Linked DNA regions of Homo sapiens: region 2 is linked to region 1. Evidence: chromatin loops called from intact Hi-C (ENCODE). Cell type or tissue: B cell. All regions are shown on one strand. Links, peaks and the distances in the headings refer to the core of each region. The heading gives the core; the rest is flanking DNA.

Evidence for each region. A loop is a pair of places that touch in the nucleus more often than their neighbours do. Peaks named below come from ENCODE experiments on the same cell type or tissue, not always from the same donor. Only the 100,000 strongest peaks of a DNase experiment are listed, where the experiment ranks them.
Region 2: a loop joins it to region 1, with 4 times the contacts of the local background. A loop is called at or near these places in 7 of 110 quality-filtered maps.

Annotation. Positions count from the first base shown.
Region 1 is chr22:22,024,679-22,039,508 of GRCh38, forward strand. It overlaps the pseudogene PRAMENP, IGL, the pseudogene IGLVI-70, IGLV4-69 and the pseudogene IGLVI-68. Among named protein-coding and RNA genes, the nearest start is that of TOP3B, 49 kb to the left of the region's middle. RefSeq lists enhancers at 3,972-4,041, 4,690-4,819, 5,519-6,299, 5,677-5,936, 6,300-7,079 and 4 more and silencers at 1,926-2,045, 6,727-6,846. In B cell, for the core only: CTCF peaks have their summits at 5,983 (motif pointing right) and 6,183; DNase peaks (open chromatin) are centred at 6,103, 6,683 and 7,687; H3K4me3 peaks cover 1,282 bases; H3K27ac peaks cover 4,042 bases.
Region 2 is chr22:22,186,785-22,201,614 of GRCh38, forward strand. It overlaps IGL, the pseudogene BMP6P1, IGLV6-57 and the pseudogene IGLVI-56. Among named protein-coding and RNA genes, the nearest start is that of VPREB1, 51 kb to the right of the region's middle. RefSeq lists silencers at 8,725-8,784, 14,371-14,665 and an enhancer at 13,747-14,556. In B cell, for the core only: CTCF peaks have their summits at 8,724 (motif pointing right) and 8,926; DNase peaks (open chromatin) are centred at 8,757, 9,217, 9,527 and 11,407; H3K4me3 peaks cover 1,125 bases; H3K27ac peaks cover 1,658 bases.

The DNA of each region.
Region 1 (14,830 bases), core at 2,684-10,683:
CCTCGGAAAAATAATCGTGTTAACATTCACGATGCAAATAGAATGGTACCTGACACAAAGTAAGTGCTATAAAAGAATACTTGAGGCTGGGCGCGGTGGCTTATGCCTGTAATCCCAGCACTTTGGGAGGCCGAGGCCGGTGGATCACCTGAGGTCAGGAGTTTGAGACCAGCTTGGGCAACACGGTGAAACCCCGTCTCTACTAAAAATACAAAAATTAGTCAGGTGTGGTGATGGGTGCCTGTAATGCCAGCTACTCGGGAGGCTTAGGCAGGAGAATCGCTTGAACCTGGGAGGCGGAGGTTCAACAAGAGCAAAGCCCATTCTCAAAAACAAAAAATTTGAATGGTTAAATCACATTGGACTGTGAGTAAAGGGCTTAGACAAGGTGTCTCGGAACTTTTGGGTCATCTTCTTGATCTTTCCATAAAACTCTAACCCTTCTATTCTTAACCTCCCCCATTCCCAATTTCACCCTGATGTGCACATCCTACCTGGTGCCTAGTCATCCCGGTGGCCCCTCTCTGGGCTGTATCTAGGGAGAGTGGTGACCTTGGTCATCTTCCTCAGGTCCAAGTATCCATAAGAGAAGCAGACTTTTCTCTCTTTCATAATGATGGTCTCTTCTTGAATAATTTCCCTGTGCATTTTCATTAAGGGTCTCACCCCATCAAGGGTGTGATGAGGACAGTGATGAGGGTCACGGAGCCCGGCCTCCCACGGGGGGATGTGGGGTATGATGAGAGAGAGAAGCAGGTGCCCTCAGGCCCATATGGAGGCTGGGGAGGGTTGTTAACCCTCCTGCCCTCCTGGCCACTGGGTGCAGGACATGTTCTCTCTGAGGCTCACTCACCTATGGCCCCAACCACACAAAAATCTAAATGGGGAAGAAGCAGAGGATGACTTCATGCTGAGGAGGCCCATCTTGCAGCGAGAAATGTGCTGTGGTGAGCACCTGCAGCACAAAGAGCCTGGGGTGGGGGTGGAGGGGCGTGAGCGCTGCCTCTGTGTGGGGATGGTGTGCGCAAGGCAGTGCTGAGGACCTTCAAGCCAGTCAGGAATGAACCTGGGCTCTGAGACAGTGGAGGGAAGTGTGGCCTGTCCCTGAGGGTCTGTGGGGGTTTCAACTGGGAAACCAGGCCCTGGACCCCTACCCTGGGCCCTCTGCTCTGTGCTTTCTGGGGCCCAGCAGCTGGGACCTCCCAGGAGCAGAAGAGGCTCCTCTAGCCCCACCCCACACTCAACTTTCCCCAAGTTCAGGCCCAGGGATAGCAGGGGGAGGGGTGTGATTTGCATGAAGGGTGCTCTGTGCCCTCTTAGGAGGAGAGGATAAGAGAGACTCTGTGCAGTTCTGCTCAGCTGTGGGCTTAGGAAGCAGAGCCTGGGGCATCTCCACCATGGCCTGGACCCCTCTCCTCCTCCAGCTTCTCACCCTCTGCTCAGGTGACTGCCTGTGGAATGCCAAAGTGATTATTGGGGACACATGGGATGACTTTTCTCTTATATTTTAACATTGTGGGGTGGGTAGTGAACCCAGACTCACCTCTCTGTGCCTGCCTCCTCTGTTCCAGGGTCCTGGGCACAGTCTGCGCTGACCCAGGAAGCCTCGGTGTCAGGGACCGTGGGACAGAAGGTCACCCTCTCCTGTACTGGAAACAGCAACAACGTTGGAAGTTATGCTGTGGGCTGGTACCAACAGATTTCTCACGGTGCTCCCAAAACTGTGATGTTTGGAAATTCTCTGCCCTCAGGGATCCCTGACCGCTTCTCTGGCTCAAAGTCTGGGACCACAGCCTCCCTGACTATCTCGGGCCTCTAGCCTGAGGACGAGGCTGATTATTACTGTTCAACATGGGACTACAGCCTCAGTGCTCACACAGTGCTGCAGGCACATGGGGAACCGAGACAAAAACCTGCCCTTGGCCTGTCCCGAGGCTGATCACTCCATACTTGCCTATGACAAACAAAGAGGGTGCCTGTGGCTGATCGTACAGTTTAAGCAAGGGAGGAAGTGAGACTCAGCCACAGGCCCCTGCAAAGGGTCAGCGGGCCTTGTTCCCACATTGTCTCTATTTGAAAAAGTGAGATAAATTTCACTTCGTATAAAATGTACAATTAAATTGTCTTATTGTGTTTACAGAATTATGCATCTATCACCATAATCTAATTTTAAAACGTTTTCATCACCCCACAAAAAAACCCCCACAATTAGCAGCCACCCTTCACCCTTTCTCCCCAGCCACTGGTCATTGCTAAAGACTTTCTGTAAAGAACATGCATTTAAAGACCTAAGAAACTCAGTGATGCCAAACAGCTAGGTTTTTCAAATGCCCAAGCATGTAATAATAGATTACTGAAACCAAAGATAAAGACACAATTATGAAAGCAGACAGAAAGCTTTATAATATATACAGAAAATCAACAATTCAAACAATGAGAGGTATTTTATGAGTATACATTGAGGCCAAATGGCAGTGTTATGTTCTTACAAAGTCAAAAGAAAGAAAGAAAGAACTGTTGAGTCATAATGCTATATCCAGGTAAAGATTTTTTTTTTTTAAAAAAGGTAAAAAATAAGACTTTGTCAGATGAAGAAAACCTGAAAGAATTCATCTAAAAAAAATCAAAACAAATCAACTCTAAGAGAAAATTTTCAGGTGGAAGATAAATGATAATGGAAACATTGAACCCAAAGAATGCAGGAAGAATAACCAATAAATATAGTAGTAAAAGACCAAATTTTTAGCTCTACAGTTCTGGAAAATATGCATATCAAAAGCTAAGTTATAGCATTTTTGATATAATTTCTACTTATGAAAAATATTATATATACATATATACACATATATACATATATATACACACACACACACACACACACACACACACACACACACACACATATATATATATACATGAAACTTCAACCAAAAGAAGGAACTGTAAGGGGTCTACATGACTGGGAAAATATTAGGCCTATTATTAAATCTAAATAGATCATGAATAGTTACATGTACATGTTGTAATCTTTACAGCAACCAATGTAAAACTGTGCAGAGATACCAATATAAAATCAATATAAAAATCAAAAGAGCCCACTAAATAATACTCAAATAATCCAGAAGTAGCAGAAACAGGGTGGAGAGGAACAAAAGTTATAAAGAGAAAAAGGAAACTTACACTAAAATTGTAAGCTTAAATCCAACCATGTGAATAATTTCATTAAATGTAAATGAACTAAGCACATATATTAAACACAGAGTTTGTCACACTGAGAAAAATAAAAAACAAGAGACAAGCATGCGATTCTATAATAAACTCTAAATAGAAGTATATACACAAAAGTAAAATGATAACACAAATAAACACCTAGTTAAAATGGCATAAAGCATTACTTCAATGTTAATTGCATCATTCTGATTTTCTAAATTGCATATTGTGTTGTAAGATGCCACTTTTGAGGAAAACTGGTTGAAGTGTAACTAAACCTTTATTACATATTTTTTCACCTTAATGTGTATCTATAATTATGTTTACAGAAAACATTAAATGAAAGTAAAAGGATGGAAAAGTTTTATCATGTAATCCTGAATTAATAACACAAACATATAGTGTGGATATTTCTTTGCGTTTCTTTTTTGTTGTTGTCGTTGTTTTTTGAAAAAGTCTCATTCTGTTGCCCAGACTGGAGTGCAGTGGCACAATCTCGGTTCACTGCAACCTCTGCCTCCCAGATTCAAGTGATTCTCCTGCCTCAGCCTCCTGAGTAGCCGGGATACAGGCGCCCGCCACCACACCCAGCTAATTTTTGTATTTTTAGTAGAGATGGGGTTTTGCCATGTGGGCGAGGTTGGTCTCGAACTTCTGACCTCAGGTGATGTGTTCACCTCGGCCTCCCAAAGAGCTGGAATTACAGGCATAAGCCACAACGCCTGGCCTTTTTTTGTTTTGTTTTGTTTTTGAGACAGTGTCTCACTCTGTTGCCCAGGCTGGAGTGCAGTGGTGCAATCATGGCTCACTGCAGCCTCAAACTCCCAGGCTCAAGCAATCCTCCCACCTCAGCTTCACAAGTAGCTAAGCCTACGGGCACGCACCACCATGCCTGGCTAATTTTGCTTATTTTTTGTAGAGACAAGATCTCACTATGTTGCCCAGGCTGGTCTGTAACTACTGGGCTCAACTGATCCTCCTGCTTTGGCCTCCCAAATTGCTGGAATTACAGGCATAAGCCACCACACCTGGCCCAGTATGGATAATTCATGGGTAAAAAATGTAATACTTGAAAAACAAATTAGATGTTTTCTTATTATTTCCACATAGCAGAGTACTAACTGTAGGACATTGGGATGTACTTTTGAATAAGAAATGAAGGTTTAAAAAAAGATAAAATAAAACAAAATAAGTGCCTAAAACTGACTGGTGAGGGGTTTACCCAATGCATGAGCAGTAGAAAGAATTTAATTTTTTGCATCCAGGATACTAAAAAGTGGAAAGATAGATTTCTTTTTTTTCCTGTTTTACTTCTTTTGGGTTGCTCTATTTGATCTAATTAAAAAGCCTATTACTCCTATGCTATGCTGATGGAAGAGAAGTCTTCTCTAACTTAGTCCCAGTGAGATTGCCTCCTCTGGGCCAACAATGCTCATCTAGAACTTGGAATTTCGATAAATCCATTCTGAGGTGATGAGCAGCAGCAGCACCAGAAAAGTTGATCCAGGCCATCTAGGACCCTCCAGGGAAGGGCTCAGGCCTGTCAAAGAGGCCTGATAGAAACTGGGGCCTGCAGTCAGTCAGGGACATTGAAGCTCTCCTGACACGGTCCCACCAGCTGGGAAAACACTCGGGGTCTCCCTCGGGTTTGATCAGATGGCAAGTTCCCCATTCCCTGATTGGCCCAAAGCTTTGACCTGTTGGACCCGGGGCCTATCAAAGGCCAGGTGTCCTCTCCCCATTGGAAACCTCCCTAGGCTCAACTCTTCTCTTCTCATTCTCCTGCTGGCCTGGGAGCATCCAGGCCAAGGGGTGAGGTGGGGACAGCCCTACATTAAGTTTTTATTTCAAGGTAGAAAATCTGTCCCCTTGATTGTTTGGGAAACTATAAAAAGACTAGGGCAGCTCAGGGTCTAAAATACAGCTTCAGGGAGTACAGAGTTAGAGTGCAGAAACTTCAATTCCATTTACTCTCTAGCAATTTACCTAATATCAAAACATACAGTTATGTTATGTTTACAAATATGCACGCACCTCTATTAATATGTGTTCATAAGTACATACACATGCACCATTACGTTTACACATACATGCATGTAACACCAACTGATGTAAAAATCATTGTTTTATGTACTCAGTTTTCCTTTGAGTTTACCCTCTTTTCTCTACTTTTTAAAATATTTATTTCTAATTTGGGGAGCTACTAACTGAGATTATTTTTCATCTCACTGAAAAACAGTTTTAGAATTTCCTGTAGAGCAGTTCTGCTGGTGGCAAATTCCATCGGGTTTTGTCTGAAAAGTAGCCATTTTCTCCTATTTTTTCTGTTTATTATATAGAAAGATAACTTATATAAAGTAAAATTCACAGGTCTTAATTATACAGTTTGATGGTTTTTACAAATGCAGATGCTCATGTAGCCAACAGTCCGATCCATTCTCACAACATCTCCATTACTGCAGAATGGAGACATTCTGTTCCAGTCAATGTAAATTATCCCATTACACCTACCAAATAGAACGTGTATGAGAGACACCTTTCTCCTGAGGACTTTTGCAAAGTGGGGTGGATCATGTGTCCCGCTCCCACTGAAAAGGGCTAAATGGAAAACTAAAGTCTGAAATAAAATAGGAGGCTGCCCTGACGAGGGGTCCCACTTTGCCCTTGGACAGAGAACAGGCCGTGGTCAAGGCCCTGGTCCGGGCAGAAGCCTCTGTCAGGACCCACTGGCATCTGGTCACAGACACGATGGACCTGGGCCTAGGCAGAAGGGGGTGCTGTTGGTCTGCTGCTGAGGGCTCTGTGGGTTTCTCAGCTGGGAAACCAAACACTTGAACTTGGTCTCCACGCAGGGTTCACTGGGGCCAGCAGCTGGGCTCTCTCTGCACCCTTGGAGAGCCTCAGGCCAGGCCCAGCCCAGGTAACCCCTCCCAGAAATGTCACCCCACCACTGGGACTGACACTCAGGCACACGGAGTGATTTGGTTGGGCAGAGGAAGAGGAGCACATTTGCATGAAGGGCCCCTCTCTCTCCTCTGGGACTACAGGGTGGGTAAGAAATACCTGCAACTGTCAGCCTCAGCAGAGCTCTGGGGAGTCTGCACCATGGCTTGGACCCCACTCCTCTTCCTCACCCTCCTCCTCCACTGCACAGGTCAGGATGGCCCTCAGCACCCTGACCTCCAGCTCACTGATACCACCTCCCAAACTTATGCCAGGAATGTCCTTCCCTCTTTTCTTGACTCCAGCCGGTAATGGGTGTCTGTGTTTTCAGGGTCTCTCTCCCAGCTTGTGCTGACTCAATCGCCCTCTGCCTCTGCCTCCCTGGGAGCCTCGGTCAAGCTCACCTGCACTCTGAGCAGTGGGCACAGCAGCTACGCCATCGCATGGCATCAGCAGCAGCCAGAGAAGGGCCCTCGGTACTTGATGAAGCTTAACAGTGATGGCAGCCACAGCAAGGGGGACGGGATCCCTGATCGCTTCTCAGGCTCCAGCTCTGGGGCTGAGCGCTACCTCACCATCTCCAGCCTCCAGTCTGAGGATGAGGCTGACTATTACTGTCAGACCTGGGGCACTGGCATTCACACAGTGACACAGGCAGATGAGGAAGTGGGACAGAAACCTCAGCCTGCTCAGGGTCTTGTTATATGACAAGTTTTAAATTTTCAAATATGTTTTATATGTACACACTCCACTTGGAAGCACCGTCTGGTTTAAAATGTTTCTACTCTCAATTTCTCATTCAAGTTTTCTGAAGTCTCAGGAAAACTAAAAACAGAAACAAAAATATCATGATGACTATGAAATATTACCTAATTTTCCAAATATGCTGAATTCAGTGCCTGTGGAGCTAACCATTTTCTCTTGACAGAAGAAAAATGAGCCTTAGAAATTGTTTCCAAATCCTGAAAGAGTCATCATTCCATGTACTCAGGACAGATTTAGAGAGTGCTGACCCTGCCCTTTGAAAGATGTTATTTGCCTCTTAGTGCCCAAATAAGGAAGGATAATTAGGAATCAGAAGCCTACCTAGGGCTCCCCTCTCTCCTCTCAAAATTGCACTTGGTGTCATATTGCCCTAGAATTTATGCCTGGTGCTGGCAAATATTTTTAAATTTATTTTTTAATCTTTTCCTTTTCTGCAATCAAATTTCTTGAGGGGCTGAGAAGAAGAAATAGGCCCAGAGAGAAGCAAGGCAGTCTGGGTGCAGGCTCTAGACAGCCCAGGGAGAAGAAAGAGGGAGCAGCTCCCTGTGTCCTGGAGGGAGCCCTGTCCCCATTGGGCTTCCTGCTCTGATGTCCCCTAGTGGAGGCTCCTCAGGGAGTCCAGCCTCCCAGAACTGCCCTATAAACCTCACAGTGAGCTAAGCAAGTATATCCAGGAAGGAGGGTCTGTGGAGATGTGAGACTAAGGTGTGTTATGGCCTAAACACTGCCCATCTCCATCCTTCTTGGGGATGACAAAGTGAACAGTGGAGGAGACAGGATACATGGGTGCATCTGGACCTCAAGCAGTAGGCTGTTCTGTGGTCTGTCCCTAAATCTTGTGCTGGAGACCCCATACGAGAGCCACTCCCTGACCCTGGGCTGGAGCCCTCTACCCCCTGCTCACAAGACCAGCAGCTGTTTCCTTATAGGCCCCCAGGGAGCCACAGAACAGCATCAACCAAGACCATCCTCTTCATGTGTCAGCTTTTCAGGGAGGGATCGAAGTCATGGCCCAGGAAAGGGCTTGGACAGCCCAGGGGAGGAGGCTGGTTGGTATGAAGGATGCCCTCCTCACCCTGAGCTGCTGGAGGGAGTACAAGGGACTTGGAGAGCCCAGGCTCAGTTGATGATCCTCAGGATGTAGAGCTATGTATGGGTCTCCACTGTGGTCTCTCCCCCGCCTTCTCCTTCACTGCACAGGTGGCTAGGGCTCAGTGTCAGGGCTGGTGATCAAAAGACCAAGGTTTATGCATGTGTCTCTGTCCACTGACCCACCTCTCACCCTGTGTCTGTCTTAATGTCCAGCGTCCTGAGCCCAGCCTGTGCTGACCCAGCCACCTGCAGTGCATGCATCTGTGGGGCAGGTGGGTACCAGCTCCTGCACTAGAAGCAGCAGCAATGTTGGGCACGGGCATGTGCTCTGGTACAAACATGCCTCCGAGAGACCCAGAGCTCCACATATATAAAAGCAGTCATTGACCCTTAGGGGCATAGGCCCAATGCTGAGGCTCCAGGTTGGAGAACATGGCCTCTCTGAGCATCTCTGGACTCCAGGCAGAGGAAAAGGCTGATTTTTATTCTCAGCTTGGGACACAAGCACCAAGGCTCAGGCAGTACTTCAGGCCAGTGGGGAAGTGGGAGAAAAAGCTGCTGCCCATCCAGCAATGGAGCTTCTCTGTGCAGCCCCCACTTCTTGGGCAAGTCAGCTGATTAACGTTGCTTTTCATTTGTTTAGTAAAAATTTAGATTTTAAAACTCACTCCAGTGAACGCAGTGTGGAGAATGTGTTTCTGTCCTCTCAATTCTACCCTCACACCCAACCCTTGGCAGTAACAAATTGTCGTATTGTCTCATATTAAGAGAAATCCCTCAATACCAAGATCAGGCTGTCCTGGAAACCAAATCCATAATGGGTCAAAACAGGACCAGGGTCATTGTGTCTGACTCAGGATAGTCGACTCCCAAAGGTCTGTTTATCCACCTCATTCACTGAGAAGCTACTATGCACCAGCCTCAGATCCAGGGATTCAAGGTACATGATGAACAAGAGAGGAAGGGGCCCTGTCCTCATGGAGCTGACACTGAGTGGTGGAACAGATAAGGCAATCAAGTAAAAATGTCAATGCGACAATATGATGTCATCACACAGTGAGGAGAGCTCAGTTGGGGGTAGAGGAGCCATCAGAAGGTTGGGCAAGGAAGACACAGGATCTGACTCAAGTTTATGAAGAAAAGTCCAGATGCCTCAAAGAAGATGAACAAGGAGACAGCAAGCATGAAGGCCACGGGGCCAGTTGGGGTCATTGGAGAGAAAGGTCAGGTCTAGCCTGTGTTTGTAAGAGGAGGGACTGAAGCCTGGGTGAGGAGAGAGGGCTCAGGAATAGCCTTGGAAAGTGGAGGGAGTGGATGCGAAACCCCTGCTGAGGGGGCCTCCATGAGCAATGAGGCTGGGGGAGGCCCTGAGCTAATCACCATGATGGAAACTCAGACAACAGCCTCCCAGCCTCTTTCAAAGTTGTCACAGGACGCTTTTCTCTCCAAATGGCAAGGGGGGAATCCCACTATGAGTTTTATTTGAGATGTCTCTTCTCCATGTCCTGTCCTGTCCCTAGGCTAAATTCCCATGCGCAAACAAGATACTGCTCAGTCTCAGGTATCACATTCACACACAAATGCTCCAGAATGAGGGAATGCACTCTGACCAACCCACCAGGAATTTTTGCCTTTGAGAATACTAGATCAGATCACTCACACCATCTCCCCTGACACCATCATGTTGACCAGTGGGTTGTCTGATCGGTTTGGACAGCAGAATGCAGATGCCTGTAGTTGCAGCTGGGGTCAGTCACATGCTCATCTCATGGCTGGGAGACTTTGGGTCCAGACAACAGGAAAAAAAGGAGGTTTGCCTACGTGATCCCACAATGTGCATCACTCTGTCATCCACTCCCATCCTTAGTTCATGTTGGGTTTTGTCCTGTAGATGCTGGGACCTGGACAGGATCACAAGCCAGGCGATTTCTGGCTCACAAAGTTACAGCTCAAGCTCCCTGATGTTGCTGACATTCTTCCCACAGACCAATTTTAGACAGACACACTATTGCCATGCAGGCACTGACCTGAGATACAGGTAGTCTCAGGAGAGGGAGGAAGCAGATACACATCCCCATGATGGCCTCCTTGTCCCAGAGTGGGTAAGAAAGGCAAGGAGGCCAGGAAGCCACAGGAGTGGCCACTGCCCACCACCTGTGCACCTGTCCCTCCCTCAGGTGAGAAGCAGCCTGAGGGTCCAGCACCTGCACCTTTCCCAGTGCCCACACACTTCCAAGTGGGGCCTCCTTCTGCTCACCTCCCAAAGCTACTGCTTTCCGGGACATCTGTGTCATTGCTGAGAGTCTACTTTTCATGGGGCCCTTGTCCCAGTGGTCTGGGATCAGTGTCAGCCTGTTTAATTCAGCACTGTCTCTGTCCTTTCAGGACACCAATCTAGCTATTAAAGCTCTAATTGAATTCTCCTTTTTTTGCCCTGAAACTTTAGACTCTCCTTCTCAGTGTCTCTCTAGAATATTTTGTCTCTATCCAATAAGATCAAGTTATGTCTTCAGGCCTACAGCCACTTCTTTCCCCAAATTCTGCACCTTCTTTTAAGTTCTTATTCCCTCTTATGGCTTATTTTCCACTAACTAGCTAATGATGCCAAAACATTTATCTATTTTACCTCCTTCAGGAATAAAAAAGAAAAGCATTTATCAATAGCCCATTGTCACAAAGAAAGGAACAGAGGAGAGATATCTTCTAGAAAAATACAGGTGAACAAGGAAAAAGTTTTAATTCCTCATAGGAACTACTCCATGATCCAAGAAAATAAATTCCAGAGATTCAAGAGTTCACTCCTTAGAAACAACAGTGTAAATACAAGGTAGTAAATTTTCTTGGTTTTCTCAATGAATAACCTCAAAAGGGTTAGAGTATGATTATAATAAAAAGATTATACATTACTTTCAAAAATGTAAGATGAACATGTCAAAAATTTTAATCGACTCATATTTCTGAAAAGACCAGTAAAATGGTGAATAATTTTAAAGAACATTTTAAAACACACAGAGTTTCTATTCCACGAGGGCAGGACCTGTGAGGATAATTTCCTGTGTTAGAGAAACACTGTCCTAAACAACAATAGTAGAACTCTCTAAGCTCTGAATTTATCTTCTCCTGTAAGAAAAAATCTACAAAGTGACAGGATCCAATTTATATAAAATATCTAGCAAAGATTTTGGACATTCCCATCTCACACCTCCTCTCCAGGCTCTCCTCAAGTGAAATCTACTCTCCTTCTGCCCGTGTTCTCACCTTTCTGCACGCTTCCGCCTGCTGACACATGGCTTCTCCTGCTTTCCTTTCCAGTAGCCCTAACAGATCAGGCCCTGCCAGTAAGTAAGCTCCTGGCCTGAGGGAACCACATCGCATGTTACTGGATTTCTGAGGCACTTGCCCTGCCAGGGTCTCTCTTTCTGAATCACAATCCCTGTATTCCTGGGAATTCTCTTCTCCTGGATTCTGTTATTCAGCTCTGTGTTTCTCCCTCCATATCTACTTTGTGAATTTCTCTACATCTTCACCTGAATCCCAGGAAGCCTAAGGACATGCTGATGCTTCCTCAGTTCTCATGTCACACCCTGTTCCCTCCTCCTCTATGATCCCACCAGGTCATCCTGCATCAGAACCCTGAGTGCGGCAGAGGCTTCTCTGGCCTCCTTACCCCCAGTGGCAGAAGGGAGGAAGGGAGGTCCCCTGTGGCCTCCCATCCTTGTGCTCCCATTAGGGTCAGCATGAAGCAGGAATGAGGCTGTCTATATCATCATGGCATTCCCAACACTAAACTCTGTGCCCAGGAGAAGGTAGGCACTCAATAACTATTTGACAATTGAAGAACTGCCTCTCACCACACTGGCCACATTGTACTGGACTCAGGATGGGGCTGAACTGGAAGAGTCAGCTGTGAACCTGCTCTTGTCTCTGCCCTCAGCCTGAGAGCTGAAGGGGAACCTAACAGGGAGAGCACCCATGGGCAGGGAAGGTACATTAGTAGCCTCATCCTGTTTGTGAGGCTCTGCTCAGCCTTGGGAATCCCTGTTTATTCAAGGCAGAGAAGAAGGAAAACAATTAACCAGGCCTGGCCAACAGGCAGCATCTACAAGGCGATGAGTTGAGGGCCAGATGGTCAGAGTTGGTTCTGGCATCTCTCAGGCGCCTCTCTCCATGTTGCCCTTTTTTGCGATCCAGGGGTGAGGTTTCACCCCACTGAGCCCCCACCCATCTAGATGGGCTCTGCTGAGAGAAAAACCCATTTTCTAGATGAGCCCACTGAGGCTCAAGGGGCACATGTACTTGGTGATGCACCTTCTTCCTTTAGAGACTGGTCAGCCTAGAACACCCCCTCTCGAGTGGCCTTCTGGTCCCTCATCTGCCCAGCCCCACCCAGATCTCCATGAACCTGAGCTGTGTGAGAGAAGAGGGAAGAGTAGGAGGAAGGGAGGAGTCCAGGCCATGGTGTGGATGTTGCAGGAACCCCTGGGTCTTCAAACTGAGGCTGGACACCGCAATGTTCTTTTTATCTCCCTCAAATTTTTTGGTAAAATGTCAGTGCTTGTCTGGTCCATTATTCAAACCTGATTCTTTTTACCACCATCATAGGCATACATTTCTGAGTCTTCATCCCAGAGAACAGCTCCTCTCTAAAGGGGAGGTGTAGGGTGGCTGTGAGTTCTGAGTTTGCCCCTGGGGAGGAAGCACCTGCTCCACCATGTGCACAGGCCTGTAAGCAAGAGTCCAACTTTGTTGAAATAGGAACCATTTGAGTTTGCTTCAGGCCTTGCTGACCTCAGAAGTTTCACATTGTCCCCTGGTGACCTCTTCACAATGATGTTAGTGGTGATGGAACAATGCAGGACAGAAGGCCTTCCTTACTTTCTTTCAACAAAAAAATGGTGTATTATCTAGCCTGACAGTACCCTAGCTGGAGACAGTGAAAATAATTTACATTTTAAACAAATAATGTTTGTTATTTTTTCAATCTCATGAGTGTAAGATAAAAGTAATCCTATCTCAATACCAAAACAAACAAACACGAAAAACCAGAATCTGAGGAGACTGAAGTGTGTTGATTGAGAGACAGTAAGAATAACTTAGTCCAGCTCCCCTGCCTGGCTGTGAAATCCAATGATCCAGTGTCCCACTCTACAGACAAACCTACAGGTTTTTCACCCAATGCAGACAGAAGACATGGTATTGAATTCATGAGTCCCCGCTGAGAGTCACAATAGGCTGGTGTGGCACAATGCATTATGGGAGGCACAGAATGAAGGGACAACATGTATTCAGTGGATTCTGCTCTCTTATCAGACTGAGTCACTGCACAGACTGCTCACAGGGTTTCTCCACTGCATTCTGCCTCACATAAATAAACACCAAGAGCCATAGGATATTAGTCAATTATATTTTCTCCTTCAGTGTCATACTTGAGATCTCTATCATATTTGAAATTGGACTCAGAGAGCTTCAATTATTTTGTTGCAATATATATTATCTTTACAAAAATTACCTAGACTACTGTGTTTCTGAAAAATAAATCTTACAATTTATTTTACTTCCATGATGGTATTAAACTTGAATGGTTAGCATATCAGCCAGTAGTGTGTCTGGGGCTGGACAACAGAGAGTGTTTGGGGTCCATTCCTGAAGGGTGTGTGTGTGCTCAGAGCTGGCATCATCCACCTATTCTGACTCCTGCCCTCTGCTAAGTCCTCACAGCTGTGAACTTCCAAACCCCTGGGACAACACAGCTCCACTCCTGCTCATTCCCCTGATCCCCAAAGGCACAGGGCCCTGATCCTGACCCAAACACAGAGTGGGATCAAAAAGCTGAGAGGTTGTCACTTGCATAGGTGGATTTTTTTCCTCAAAGAGTATAAAGAGAGGGAGAAAGATTGGGAGAAGCTCTGCGGTAGCTGTAGGCACAGAAGGCAGGAATCAGGCCAATCTCCACCATGGACTGGTCCCCTCTCCTCCTCATACTCCTCACTCACTGTACAGGTGACTAGACACAGGCCCAGGGGAGGAGCCCTGGGAAGCCCAAGGGACTCTGCTTTCTCATCTTGTCTCTAGAACAGTATCACCACTTCTGTGTCTCTTCCACTTCCAGGGTCCTGGGCCAAGTCTGTGCTGACTCAACCTCCATCAGTGGCAGGGGCCCCAAGATAGAGGGTCACTATCTCCTGCACTGGAAGTGCCACCAGCACTGGGGGTGGTTTTCATGTTAATGAGTACTAGCAGCTCCCAGGAATGGCTCCATAGCTCCTCATTTGTGAAAACAGCCATTGGCCTTCAGGGTTCTGTCCTGGTTCACAGGCTTCGCTGAGCATTTCTGGGCTCCAGTCTGGGGATAAGGCTGACTATTTTTCTTTATCTTGGCACACAAGCATTAATGCTCACACAGAACTGTAGGCCACCGGGGAAGGAAGACAAAGATATGCTGTCTTTCCAGTGACAGAGTTTCCCTGTGCAGCCCCCAACCCATTCACCAAATAAGTGCTTAACTGTGATTTTTTTTGGTGGACAAAATGTGGAGTATGAGAAGCACTGAAGCAAACATGGTCTAAATAATGTTTCCCAGTCCTCTCTCAATTCTACCCCCATATCCAACCCTTGGCAATAATAAATTGTCATACTGTCATATATTGAAATAAATATCTATATTAGTCCATTCTCACATTGCTATAAAGAACTACCTGAGACAGGGTAATTTATGAAGAAAGGCTCACAGTCTTTAATTGACTCACAGTTCTGCAGGCTGTACAGGAAGCATGAATTGGAGGCCTCAGGAAACTTACAATCATGGAGGAAGGACGAGGGG
Region 2 (14,830 bases), core at 4,389-12,388, 160 kb after region 1:
TAATAATTTGCTCACTTGGTAAGTAACATGAGTAGTTGTTGGTCTGTACTAAGCTGAGTTTGGTTGTCTGGTAACTACAGAAACTTAAACTTAAAAGGTACCCCCCAAGCCCACCAAATTTAATTTTAGCTATAGTTCAAGCTATTTGGGTTATTAGTGAGTAAATAGGGAAAATAATCTCAATGGAGTTAAATGTATTCTTGGGTAAAGTATCAGCTGGTTTATTAGTGTCTATCAAAGGTACATTTTACAGATAGTGAAAGTTGGGGAAGTAGGAATAACTCCTCTATTCACAGATTTCATTCCCAGGAAGGCAAATTTTATACTGGATCCACAGTCCAGGCCATAGCCCGGGCTCCTTGGGGATGCCTCTGTCTCAGTCTTTGCTGTTATGAGTTTGTGCTGGAGTTCTGTTGGTGTGAAAATATACTTATTTCAGTCAAAACAAACCATATCATTTTCACATCTCAGTCCTCCATTTGCTGTATTCTTTGCTAGTACCCAAAGTAGACTGATTAAACTTTGAAGTGAGGCTTAGAGGAGTGGAAAGCATTTGTGACAGGCTCCATGGTAACTGTGTAACATGTGAAAGCAATGCTGCACCTCTTCTTTATTGGAATGACTTTTTGACCAGCACATTAACTTGAGGACTGCCGACTCTAATATCTATTTCAGGAAAGCGGTGCTTTGTCTTTTTACTACAGAGCATACCACGTGATTGGGTTAGAACCAACAAAGGAAATAAAATGGGAAAGGGTGCCCCACCTTTAAGAATGGCTTTAGGGGGATGAGTGTGCCATTTATGAATGGAAATTATGATTTTCTCTTGTAGAAAGGAAGGCTCAGATTAAATTTTAGAATATTTTTAAAATATCTTTTTCACCAACATGTACTGGGAAAGCAATTTCATACTAAACTGATTAAATGATAGTTTTATAATCTATAACTGCAGTAATGGTTTTTTTGTAAATATGAAGTATAATTTATTTTATATCTGTTTTGCTGTAACATTGAAGGAAATACCAGACATTTTCTTTAAGTGTTTATTTAGAAAGTACCAGGAGATGGTTCCAAGATGGCCAAATAGGAACAGCTCCAGTCTACAGCTCCCAGCGTGAGTGACGCAGAAGATGGGTGATTTCTGCATTTCCAACTGAGGTACCGGGTTCATCTCACTGGGGCTTGTTGGACAGTGGGTGCAGGACAGTGGGTGCAGTGCACTGAGTGTGAGCCGAAGCAGGATGAGGCATCGCCTCACCTGGGAAGTGCAAGGGGTCAGGGAATTCCCTTTCCTAGCCAAGGGAAGTGGTGACAGATGGCACCTGGAAAATCGGGTCACTCTCACCCTAATACTGCGCTTTTCCAATGGTCTTAGCAAACGGCACACCAGGAGTTTATATCCCGCACCTGGCTCAGAGGGTCCCACGCCTACGGAGCCTCACTCATTGCTAGCACAGCAGTCTGAGATCAAACTACAAGGTGGCAGTGAGGCTGGGGGAGGGGCGCCCACCATTGCTGAGGCTTGAGTAGGTAAACAGAGTGGCCAGGAAGCTCGAACTGGGTGGAGCCCACCACAGCTCGAGAAGGCCTGCCTGCCTCTGTAGACTCCACCTCTGGGGGCAGGGCATAGCCAAACAAAAGGCAGCAGAAACCTCTGCAGACTTAAATGTCCCTGTCTGACAGCTTTGAGGAGAGTAGTGATTCTCCCAGCATGTAGCTTGAGATCTGAGAATGGACAGACTGCCTCAAGTGGGTCCCTGACCCATGAGTAGCCTAACTGGGAGGCACCCCCCAGTAGGGGCAGACTGACACCTCACATGGCCAGATACCCCTCTGAGATGAAACTTCCAGAGGAATGATCAGACAGCAACATTTGCTGTTCAGCAATATTCGCTGTTCTGCAGCCTCCGCTGCTGATGCCCAGGCAAACAGGGTCTGGAGTGGACCTCTGGCAAACTCCAACAGACCTGCAGCTGAAGGTCCTGACTGTTAGAAGGAAAACTAACAAACAGAAAGGACATCCACACCAAAAACCCATCTGTATGTCACCATCATCAAAGACCAAAGGTAGATAAAACCACAAAGATGGGGAAAAAACAGAGCAGAAAAACTGAAAATTCTAAAAATCAGAGTGCCTCTCCTCCTCCAAAGGAATGCAGCTCCTCACCAGCAATGGAACTAAGCTGGACAGAGGATGACTTTGAGGAGTTGAGAGAAGAAGGCTTCAGACAATCAAACTTCTCCGAGCTAAAGGAGGAAGTTTGAACCCATCACAAAGAAGTTAAAAAATCTTGAAAAAATATTAGACAAATGGCTAACTAGAATAACCAATGTAGAGAAGTCCTTAAAGGATCTGAAGGAGCTGAAAACCATGGCACGAGAACTACGTGACGAATGCACAAGCTTCTGTAGCCGATTTGATCAGCTGGAGAAAGGGTATCAGTGATTGAAGATCAAATGAATGAAATGAAGAGAGAAGAGAAGTTTAGAGAAAAAAGAATAAAAAGAAATGAACAAAGCCTCCAAGAAGTATGGGACTATGTGAAAAGAGCAAATCTACATCTGATTGGTGTACCTGAAAGTGATGGGGAGAATGGAACCAAGTTGGAAAACACTCTGCATGATATTATCCAGGAGAACTTCCCCAACCTAGCAAGGCAGGCCAACATTCAAATTCAGGAAATACAGAGAATGCCACAAAGATACTCCTCGAGAAGAGCAACTCCAAGACACATAATTTTCAAATTCACCAGAGTTGAAATGAAGGAAAAAATGTTAAGGGCAGCCAGAGAGCAAGGTCAGGTTACCCACAAAGGGGAGCCCATCAGACTAACAGCTGATCTCTCGGCAGAAACTCTGCAAGCCAGAAGAGAGTGGGGGCCAAAATTCAATATTCTTAAAGAAAAGAATTTTCAACCCAGAATTTCATATCCAGCCAAACTAAGCTTCATAAGTGAAGGAGAAATAAAATCCTTTACAGACAAACAAATGCTGAGAGATTTTGTAACCACCAGGCCTGCCCTAGAAGAGCTCCTGAAGGAAGCACTAAACATGGAAAGGAACAACCGGTACCAGCCACTGCAAAAACATGCCAAATTGTAAAGACCATCGAGGCTAGGAAGAAACTACATCAACTAACGAGCAAAATAACAAGCTAACATCATGACAGGATCAAATTCACACATAAGAATATTAACCTTAAATGTAAATGGGCTAAATTCTCCAATTAAAAGACACAGACTGGCAAATTGGATAAAGAGTCAAGACCCATCAGTGTGCTATATTCAGGAAACCCATCTCACGTGCAGAGACATACATAGGCTCAAAATAAAGGGATGGAGGAAGATCTACCAAGCAAATGGAAAGCAAAAAAAGGCAGGGGTTGCAATCCTAGTCTTTGATAAAACAGTCTTTAAACCAACAAAGATCAAAAGAGACAAGGCTGTTACATAATGGTAAAGGGAGCAATTCAACAAGAAGAGCTAACTATCCTAAATATATATGCACCCAATACAGAAGCACCCAGATTCATAAAGCAAGTCATGAGTGACCTACAAAGAGACTTAGACTCCCACACAATAATAATGGAAGGCTTTAACACCCCACTGTCGACATTAGACAGATCAACAAGACAGAAAGTTAAGGATATCCAGGAATTGAACTCAGCTCTGCACCAAGCAGACCTAATAGACATCTACAGAACTCTCCAACCTAAATCAACAGAATATACATTATCAGCACCACATCACACTTATTCTCAAATTGACCACATAGTTGGAAGTAGAGCACTCCTCAGCAAATGTAAAAGAACAGAAATTATAACAAACTATCTCTCAGACCACAGTGCAATCAAACTAGAACTCAGGATTAAGAAACTCACTCAAAACTGCTCAACTACATGGAAACTGAACAACCTGCTCCTGAATGACTACTGGGTACATAAAGAAATGAAGGTAGAAATAAAGATGTTCTTTGAAACCAATGAGAACAAAGACACAACATACCAAAATCTCTGGGACACATTTAAAGCAGTGTGTAGAGGGAAATTTATAGCGCTAAATGCCCACAAGAGAAAGCAGGAAAGATCTAAAATTAATACCCTTACATCACAATTAAAAGAACTAGAGAAGCAAGAGCAAACACATTCAAAAGCTAGCAGAAGGCAAGAAATGACTAAGATCAGAGCAGAACTGAAGGAGATAGAGACATAAAAAACCCTTCGAAAAATCAATGAATCCAGGAGCCAGTTTTTTGAAATGATCAACAAAATTGATAGACTGCTAGCAAGACTAATAAAGAAGACAAGAGAGAAGAATCAAATAGACACAATAAAAAATGATAAAGGGGAGATCACCACTGATCCCACAGAAATACAGACTACCGTCAGAGAATACTATAAACACCTCTATGCAAATAAACTAGAAAATCTGGAAGAAATGGATAAATTCCTCGACACATACACCCTCCCAAGACTAAACCAGGAAGAAGTTGAATCTCTGAATAGACCAATAACAGGATCTGAAATTGAGACAACAATTAATAGCTTACCAACCAAAAGTCCAGGACCAGATGGATTCACAGCCGAATTCTACCAGAGGTAGAAGGAGGAGCTGGTACCATTCCTTCTGAAACTATTCCAATCAATAGAAAAAGAGGGAATCCTCTCTAACTCATTTTATGAGGCCAGCATCATCCTTATACCAAAGCCTGGCAGAGACACAACATAAAAAGAGAATTTTAGACCAATATCCCTGATGAACATCTATGCAAAAATCCTCAATAAAATACTAGCAAACTGAATCCAGCAGCACATCAAAAAGCTTATCCACCATGATCAAGTGGGCTTCATCCCTGGGATGCAAGGCTGGTTCAACATATGCAAATCAATAAACGTAATCCAGCATATAAACAGAACCAAAGACAAAAACCACATGATTATCTCAATAGATACAGAAAAGGCCTTTGACAAAATTCAACAGTCCTTCATGCTAAAAACTCTCAATAAATTAGGTATTGATGAGACGTATCTCAAAATAATAAGAGCTATTTATGACAAACCCACAGCCAAAGTATCATACTGAATAGGCAAAAACTGGAAGCATTCCCTTTGAAAACTGGCACAAGACAGGGATGCCCTCTCTCACCACTCCTGTTCAACATAGTGTTGGAAGTTCTGGCCAGGGCAATCAGGCAGGAGAAAGAAATAAAGAGTATTCAATTAGGAAAAGAAGAAGTCAAATTGTCCCTGTTTGCAGATGACATGATTGTATATTTAGAAAACCCCATTATCTCAGCCCAAAATCTCCTTAAGGTGATAAACAACTTCAGCAAAGTCTCAGGATACAAAATCAACGTGCAAAAATCACAAGCATTCCTATACACCAATAACAGACAAACAGAGAGCCAAATCATGAGTGAACTCCCATTCACAATTGCTTCAAAGAGAATAAAATACCTAGGAATCCAACTTACAAGGGATGTGAAGGACCTCTTCAAGGAGAACTACAAACCACTGCTCAACAAAATAAAAGAGGATACAAACAAATGGGAGAACATTCCATGCTCATGGATAGGAAGAATCAATACCGTGAAAATGGCCATACTCCCCAAGGCAATTTATAGATTCAATGCCATCCCAATCAAGCTACCAATGACTTTCTTCACAGAATTGGAAAAAACTGCTTTAAAGTTCATATGGAACCAAAAAAGAGCCTGCATTGCCAAGTCAATCCTAAGCCAAAAGAACAAAGCTAGAGGCATCATGCTACCTGACTTCAAATTATACTACAAGGCTATAGTAACCAAAACAGCATGGTACTGGTACCAAAACAGAGATATAAACCAGTGGAACAGAACAGAGCCCTCAGAAATAATACCATGCATCTACAACTATCTGATCTTTGACAAACCTGACAAAAACAAGAAATGGGGAAAGGATTCCATATTTAACAAATGGTGCTGGGAAAACTGGCTAGCCACATGTAGAAAGCTGAAACTGGATCCCTTCTTTACACCTTATACAAAAATTAATTCAAGATGGGTTAAAGACTTAAACGTTAGACCTAAAACCATAAAAACTCTAGAAGAAAACCTAGGCAATACCGTTCAGGACATAGGCATGGGCAAGGACTTCATGTCTAAAACACCAAAAGCAATGGCAACCAAAGCCAAAATTGACAAATGGGATCTAATTAAACTAAAGAGCTTCTGCACAGCAAAAGAAACTACCATCAGAGAGAACAGGCAACCTACAGAATGGGAGAAAATGTTTGCAATCTACTCATCTGACAAAGGGCTAATATCCAGAATCTACAAAGAACTCAAACAAATTTACAAGAAAAAAACAACCCCATCAACAAGTGGGCGAAGGATATGAACAGACACTTCTCAAAAGAAGACATTTGTGCAGCCAACAGACACGTGAAAAAATGCTCATCATCACTGGCCGTCAGAGAAATGCAAATCAAAACCACAATGAGATACCATCCCACACCAGTTAGAATGGCGATCATTAAAAAGTCAGGAAACAACAGGTGCTGGAGAGGATGTGGAGAAATAGGAACACTGTTACACTGTTGGTGGGACTGTAAACTAGTTCAAGCATTGTGGAAGACAGTGTGGCAATTCCTCAGCGATCTAGAACTAGAAATACCATTTGACCCAGCCATCCCATTACTGGGTATACACCCAAAGGATTATAAATCATGCTTCTATAAAGACACATGCACACTTATGTTTATTGCGGCACTATTCACAATAGCAAAGACTTGGAACCAACCCAAATGTCCATCAATGATAGACTGGATTAAGAAAATGTGGCACATATATACCACGGAATACTATGCAGCCATAAAAAAGGATGAGTTCATGTCCTTTGCAGGGACATGGATGAAGCTGGAAACCATCATTCTGAGCAAACTATCGCAAGGACAGAAAACCAAACACCACATGTTATCACTCATAGGTGGGAATTGAACAATGAGAACACTTGGACACAGGGTGGGGAACATCACACACTAGGGCCTGTCGTGGGGTGGGGGTAGGGGGGAGGGATAGCATTAGGAGATTAATGTAAATGACGAGTTAATGGGTGCAGCACACCAACATGGCACATGTATACGTATGTAACAAACCTGCACATTGTGCACATGTACCCCGGAACTTAAAGTATAATAATAATAATAAAAAGAGTCAGCCCCCTAGCCTGGCAGTGCTGCTCTACAGGCACCCTCAGCCCTGATCCCTTCACTGCACCTAGGGGACACAGTTTACAGGACTGAGTCAGTGGGACACCCTGTTCCTTTACATTCCCAGTCATGGGCTCAGATTCTGCACTTGTCTCACTGCTGGAGGGAGGAGCCTGCATCAGTCACCCTCAAAGAAGACATGAAGTTATTTCACCTGTAAAGGCAAGAAACTGTTCGCAGCACTGGGGGCAGGCTTGGGGAAGATGAGGTTTGTGAGGATGTTGAGAATTCATGCAGCTCATCCTTCAGCCCTATAGCTTTCCAGAGAAGTGTATAATGGGGGTCACTAGGCATGTGAGTAACTGATTTGGTGAAAGATGCCACTTCAGATCAAAAGTGCATTTCCCCTTCCCCAAGGTGTCAGCAACACTGAAACATATTTGACTAACTTTATAGAGGAAGATTAAGATAGAGGATGAGAGAGACATAAGGCCTCAGGAATATCTTAGCCAATAGAAAGCCTGCTGGAAGATGCATTTCCAATATGATTAGACTGATTGAAAACCTTGAAACTAAACACTTCCAAAGGAGACTGGGACCCATTTCTCCTGAGAATGACAACACAAAAAATAGTAGAGGAAACCAACAAACCAAAAGCAGACACTGTTTCAGATCTATTGAAAATCCTCAAGATAGTCTCATAATATAATATTCAAAATATCTAGGATACAATTCAAAGAAACACTTGTTATATCAAGAAGTAGAAAAATTCACCATTTGAATGAGAAAAGGCAATCCAGACATCAACGCTGAGATGATTTAGGGCTGAAATTACCTGACAGATATATTGAAATCAGCCACCATAAAATCCTGTTGATGAGCAATTTCAGGCATTCTTGAAACAAATGAAAAAGGATAAATTCTCAGAAAAAATAGAAGTCATAAAATCAAACTAAATATAAATACAAATAAAATAAATGAAAAATTTAAAAATACCTCTCTGGAGAGACTCAAGAACAAGTAACTATGAAACTAAAATCCACGCATTAGAGAAGACACTTAACACTGTTAACTAGAGAAGCACAAACCATAGTTATCACAGCCCAGCAGGGCGAGCAATCAGTCTGCTCAGAAGTGAGAGGCCTGAAAAAAAACTCCTGGTGTCCCTGATGGTGAAATCTGGCCCCTGATCCCAGGGTTCCTCCCTCTTCGTGCTCAGAGGGCTAGACCTAGCAGTGAAGGGTTCCCAACCTCACCCTATGTGGCCCCTCCAGAAGGCAGAGCCCATTCTTGCTGATATTCCCGATCTCCAATAACACAAAGTCAAAGAGAATGTCTTAACCAGAGTACTGAGTCTTGGCCTATCTGAACATATTTCAAAGTTTAAATGTACAGTGAGCATAGGATGCTGAGCAGAGGCCCCCTGGACAGTGGCTGGAGTTGGGAGCAGTGCAGGATGGAAGGACAGGTCAGGGGCCCTGAGCACCTGTACCTGCACCTGCACCTGCCCAGGGTGGACATGACTCCCACATCCACCAGAGGGCGCTGTGGTCTAAGCAACTAATCAGAGCTCCCCAGATCCTCTGCTGTTTTCCCTCCACCTGCTGGTGTTTCTGTGCCCTCCAGATGGTGTTGCTCCTCCCCCTTCTATGACCACTTTTCAGCCATAACCTTGTCTGAGGTCAAAGGAGGGGGTTGTGCAACCTCCAGAAAGGGAGAAATTTGCATGGAGCCCTACCACTCTGAGGATACGCGTGACAGATAAGAAGGGCTGGTGGGATCAGTCCTGGTGGTAGCTCAGGAAGCAGAGCCTGGAGCATCTCCACTATGGCCTGGGCTCCACTACTTCTCACCCTCCTCGCTCACTGCACAGGTGGCTGCCTGCAAGGAATTCAGGGAGCGTTCCTGGATGTCACCTGGGCTGATGATCTGTTCCTCCTGCCTGGGAACCAGTCTTCATCTCTCCCCACTGATCTCTGTGTTGCTCTCTTCTTGCAGGTTCTTGGGCCAATTTTATGCTGACTCAGCCCCACTCTGTGTCGGAGTCTCCGGGGAAGACGGTAACCATCTCCTGCACCGGCAGCAGTGGCAGCATTGCCAGCAACTATGTGCAGTGGTACCAGCAGCGCCCGGGCAGTGCCCCCACCACTGTGATCTATGAGGATAACCAAAGACCCTCTGGGGTCCCTGATCGGTTCTCTGGCTCCATCGACAGCTCCTCCAACTCTGCCTCCCTCACCATCTCTGGACTGAAGACTGAGGACGAGGCTGACTACTACTGTCAGTCTTATGATAGCAGCAATCACACAGTGCTCCAGACCCATGGGGAAGTGAGACAGAAACTCCCCAGAGCATCTCTACCTGGGCCAGTCTCAGCCTGTCTCCACCGGAGAGGGTAGCTCTCCCATCTCTCCTGTCTAAGTGCTTGAGGTGAACTTTGCTTATGACTTCCTCTTTTCCTTTTCAAAATACCAATCTGTTTTTCCACACCTTGATGGCTGATTTTCTGATATGTGCACGATCAATTGTGGGATAAATGTAGTTTATAATCGGGTCTCTGAGCCACACCATGATTGATGTTCTGGTTGGGGCTGCCTTGCACAGTATAAGTTATTGACTTGCATCTCTGGCCTCTACCCTTAGATACTATTAACACCCTCCCCTCATTTGTGACAACAAGACTGTCTTGAGACACTGCCACATGTCCCATGCTTGGGGACAAAATCAGCCCAGGTTGAGATACTCAGTTAAAGAGCATGTCTTCAGCTACTAAGAAGCTTGGCTTTGAAATGTGTTTATGCCATTCTGCTGAGCATGAGGCTGGTTTTCTAATTTTTGTTTCTGGTTCCCATCTATGAGACAAAACAATAACACCAAACTTCAATGTTTTGATGGTTGAATGGTTTTTCCAAGCAACAAGAAGTCAGAGATTGTGCTACTTAGAGGTGTAGAAGCCCTAACCAGATCCTGTAACACAGAGTTTAGCTCTGACTAGGACAGCACACAATGCCTTCCATCAATCTCCAACCCACAGCCCGCAGGCTGCATGCAGCCCAGAAAGGCTTTGAATGTGGCCCAACACAAATTTGTAAACTTTCATAAAACATTATGATTTTTCTGCAATTTTCTATAGCTCACCAGCTATTGATACTAACAGTTAGTATCAGTTTTATGTGTGTTCCGAGACAATTCTTCTTCCATTGTGGCCCAGGGAAATCAAAAGATGGGACACCCCTGCTTTGCACTTTTGTACAATGCACATGGAAATATAATAGAGCCTTCTTCCTTCTAAGGTCATGTGACTCAGCCATTGAAAGGTGGAAGTGCTGAAATGAGCTCCATATGAACGGACCTTGAAAAATTATGCTCAGTGAAAGGAACAAATGCAAATATCTAGAAATGAAATGTCTAGAAATGACTGTATTTATAACAAATGTCCATGATACGTAAATTCATGGAGGCTGAGAAGATCGAGATTATCCTCAAACCTTGTGATAATTTAGGTGAAAAGGATGATTTCAGAATTGGATAGAAAGTGATCTACTTCAAAAATAAGCTGGAAATGCCTCCACGAACAGAGGCGATGCTTTGCGGAATCCTAGGTGGAGAAGTGTATCAGGTGCAGATGAGGTCTTTAAGAATACTTCTTGTTTTGTTTTGTAAAATTAAATATGAATAAGAACACTGTGGGCCAGGCGCGGTGGCTCACGCCTGTAATCCCAGCACTTTGGGAGGCTGAGGCTGGTGGATCACGAGATCAGGAGATCGAGACCATCCTGGCTAACACAGTGAAACCCTGTCTCTACTAAAAATACAAAAAAATTATCCAGGCGTGGTGGCAGGCACCTGTAGTCCCAGCTACTCGGGAGGCTGAGGCAGGAGAATGGCGTGAACCAGGGAGGCGGAGCTTGCAGTGAGCTGAGTTTGCGCCACTGCACTCCAGAGCCTGGCTGACAGAGCGAGACTCCATCTCAAAAAACAAAACAAAACAAAAAAACACTGTGCTTGCTCGCTTACCTCCTCCTCAGGTCATTTCCTGCAGTCTCTAAGAACAGTCCGCCTGGCTTCCCCATCTCCTCCCTGAGCGCCAGCATCTGGGGCGTGAACAGCACAATCAAGGCCACACCTGTGAGACCCTCAGTGAGTCAGCAGGGCTGTGTCCTGGTGATGTCAAGGGACACGGGGTCAGCAGGGGACCTGTGAGGCTGTCTCAGGGGGTGAGCATGTCTGGCCCTGCCAGCTGGGAAGGCCCTCAGGAGGTTGAGGGGAGCTGAGCACACAGTGAGCTCACTGAGCTGAGATGGGAAGTGACTGCAGCTGTCAGGACCTTCAGGGACACTCAGTCTAGGATCAGGCTCTCTCACCCTGTGGGGCCTGGTTCAGGTCAACTCCTCATCCTCCTCTTCTTCCTCCAGACAAGAGAGACATTGCCTATGGCTGAGGGGTCCTGGAGGTGATCCGGGTGCAGGGACATATTTGAATGTAGGAAATTCTCTCCCAGTGAGACCTGTAGAGACTAAAAGAGCGTTAGGAACATTCACTGTTACTGCTGGAGTCTTAGGGTGCAGATCTCTTGAGCACCTGCACCATGGCTTGGCCCCTCTGCTTTTTGACCTCTTCCCTCCCTGCCCAGCTGAGGCACATCCTGCTCTGGGGAGAAGGGTCTATGCGGTCCTCAGCCCACCTCTGCTCCACTCCCTTTCTCACAGGGCTCATTGTTTTCTCTTTCTCTCCACCCTCCTGGGTCTGTGGTCCACATGGCACTGACAGCCTCTTTCACTGACCAAGCCTCCGGGACTGACAATTACAATCACCCACCCTGGAAACAGCCATAATACTGTCAATCAAGGCACAGCTTGGATTCAGGAGCACCTGGGACATGTCCCCAAACCTCAGACCCAGAGGGGGTAACAACCATCCCTCAGGGACCTCAGGGAATTTCCCAGCCCCATGTTAGGCAGTTTGGCCTCCCTGGCCATCTCTGGGCTCCAGGCTGGCGACGGTGCTGATTTTCACTATTTAGCACAGAATGGCAGCCTCGCTGATTATTCTCTGATTATCTGGATGCTCTGTGACTCCTTCTGTGCATCTCTGGGATCATCATTCAGACTCACCTGCACCCTGAGCAGTAACATCAATGTTGTTTGCTATGACATTTACTGGAAACATGACAGGGCAGGGAGCCTTCCCTCCCTGGTATCTACTGAGATTCTACTGAGATTCAAGCAGAACCAGGGCTCAGGGTCCCCAGCCTCTTCTCCGTGTGAGTGGGTGCCGTCGCCAGTGCTGAGGTTTTCCATATCTTTGGTCTCAAGCTTGAGGATGAGGCTACTCATGGCACAGTAGTGCCTCTCACAGTGCCATGGATGGGATGTTCTCTCTAAAATAGAAGTCTTTTTTTTTTTTAGTTTGGCCCCTTTGATAAGTAGATTCTATAATAATTAAAGAAAAAAAGTAATGTCTTTTTTGGAGGGTAGAAACACTGGTGAAAGAGAAACCGGGAAGGACTTGGCATGGGGGGTGGGTGGGCTTCAGGCCACGGCTCTGACCCCCACGAAAGGAGAGAAGGAAGGGGGATTAGTAGGAACTGCCCCAGCCCACAGGCAGGTCAGACGTCAGACAAAGCCTCAGCCGACTGAGTGGGTTCTTTCCCAGGGGTGCCCATTAGAAGTGCCCTGCTTCCTGCAGGAAGACCTGGCTGGAGGGACCCTGGGGTCCTCATTGCCTGGAGCCAGCCCAGGGGCAGGGGACATGTTAGTCACTTGTGGTCCTCCTGCAGGTTCTCCCAAAGAGGCATCTGAGTGGGACACTTCCATAGCCGCCACCAGCACTGCTGCTGCATTCCCCCTCAGGACAGGGGTAGTGCCTTCCTTCCCTGGCTCATCTACCTGAGCCCCATGTGAAGTCAAAGCTTAGGTGTCTCAGGGCTTTCCCCCAACAGGCCCTGCAGCCACTGAGACCCTTATATACCCTGAGCTGCATGCTGTGGAGAGAGGGTCTGTGGAAGACCTTGGCTCTTAGCCATCGACTCCTCTGGGGAACACCATGAAATCCTCAGACTGGGGATGTCCTCTGGAGCCATCTTTATCCTCTTCTTCTTCCCAGTATCTCCTGCTCCATGATCTGGGTCCTGTCCCTGGCCCTGTTGCATCTCCAGTGTCTGATCCATGCCAGCCCTTCCTTAAATATGTGTTGAACCCATTTCCCATTTGCCCAAGAAATGAGTGCTGGCAACGAGCTGCACTTTTTTTTTTCTAAATGGGAAATGGGTCAATAAATGAATGAATGAATGAATGAATGAATAACAACGCAACCTGAGTCTCCTGTCACATGGTTATTTTAAGACCTGCATTTTTCTTTACCCAGGAGGAAAATGAGTCCCTGCAGCTGTTATTGCCTCTGAATTGAGCTAACTTGTTTCTACACTGTCATGCCATGGTCACAGTGGGACAGATGTACACCAAGCCTACCATAGCTTTCAGCCCTGCCCTTCCACCCGCCCCGCCTGTGGCAGTGATGGCATCAAGGCTTCCCTCAGAGTCGGCCTCTACCCACCACACACTCTGGGCCATCTCCTGCTCTCTGACAGCCTGGGGTTCAGTGATCCCTGTCCATGTGTCCTACCTCAGAGACACCTGCCACTCCTCCCCTTCCCTAATTTCTCTGCCATCCTGTTTCTCCAGCCTCCCAGGAATGTCCCCTGCCCAATCTCCTGTCTCAGGTTCTAGAACTTGTCCTGGAACTTCCCCAGAGCTGAGTCTCTAATAGGAGAGCTGATGACAGGCACAGCCGCGGTCAAGCCCTCTAGCCAGCAGATGGAGGAGAATCAGCCTGAGGGCCCTGTGCATCCTCCCTGCTGCACACCTGGGCCCATAGCCCCCTCCACCCTCCATATGCTCCTGCAGCCCCCACCTCAGTGTCTGCCTCAGTGTCTCCTCCCAGCACCTTCCTCAGGAAGGGCCTGAGATCTTGCATGGTGTGTTTCCCCTTGGTGAACTCCTAGTCACAGCAGCATCCTGAGTAAGAGCCTCCTGGTGAAGAGATCGTCTTGGTGCTCCACCCTGGCATTGTGTCCTCAGCTCCAGGGCAGGTCACATGCTTTCCTGGACCAAGATTACATGCAGTCCACCCCTGCTGGCCCCTGCCCCACAGAGGGAGGCCCGGGGTCAGGGGTGGCACCAAGACCACAGCTCCACTGATCCCTGTAGGAATTCTTCCTGCATGTTTGAAAGACAAGAGTTACAGAAACAAAGCAGAGGGAAGATTCTGGATCATTGCAAAAGGAGAAATTTGCCTGCAGACCAGCAGGGGGCGCGGTGAGAACTTCTCTGTGTATTTCTGCAGGACAGGTGCTCACAGCTGGGGAGCCCTCAACTGACAGAGGCCCAGGGCTGCTCCTTCACTTCCTCCTGGGACTCTGCAGCCTTGTCTCATCTGTGCCTGGCAGAGTCCTCTACACATGACCCTGTGTGTGGTCCCAGCAGCTGCTGCTTTCTCTGGTCCCACCCGTGGGGCAAACTCTTGCTTCATGCCAGCCTCCCTGTCCAAGGGTCTGGTCCCTGCGAGTGCACCTGCGGGAGAGGCAATGGGGAAACACATTTGCATGGTCAGCCCCTCCTCTGTGAGCCCAGTGACGCTGGGAT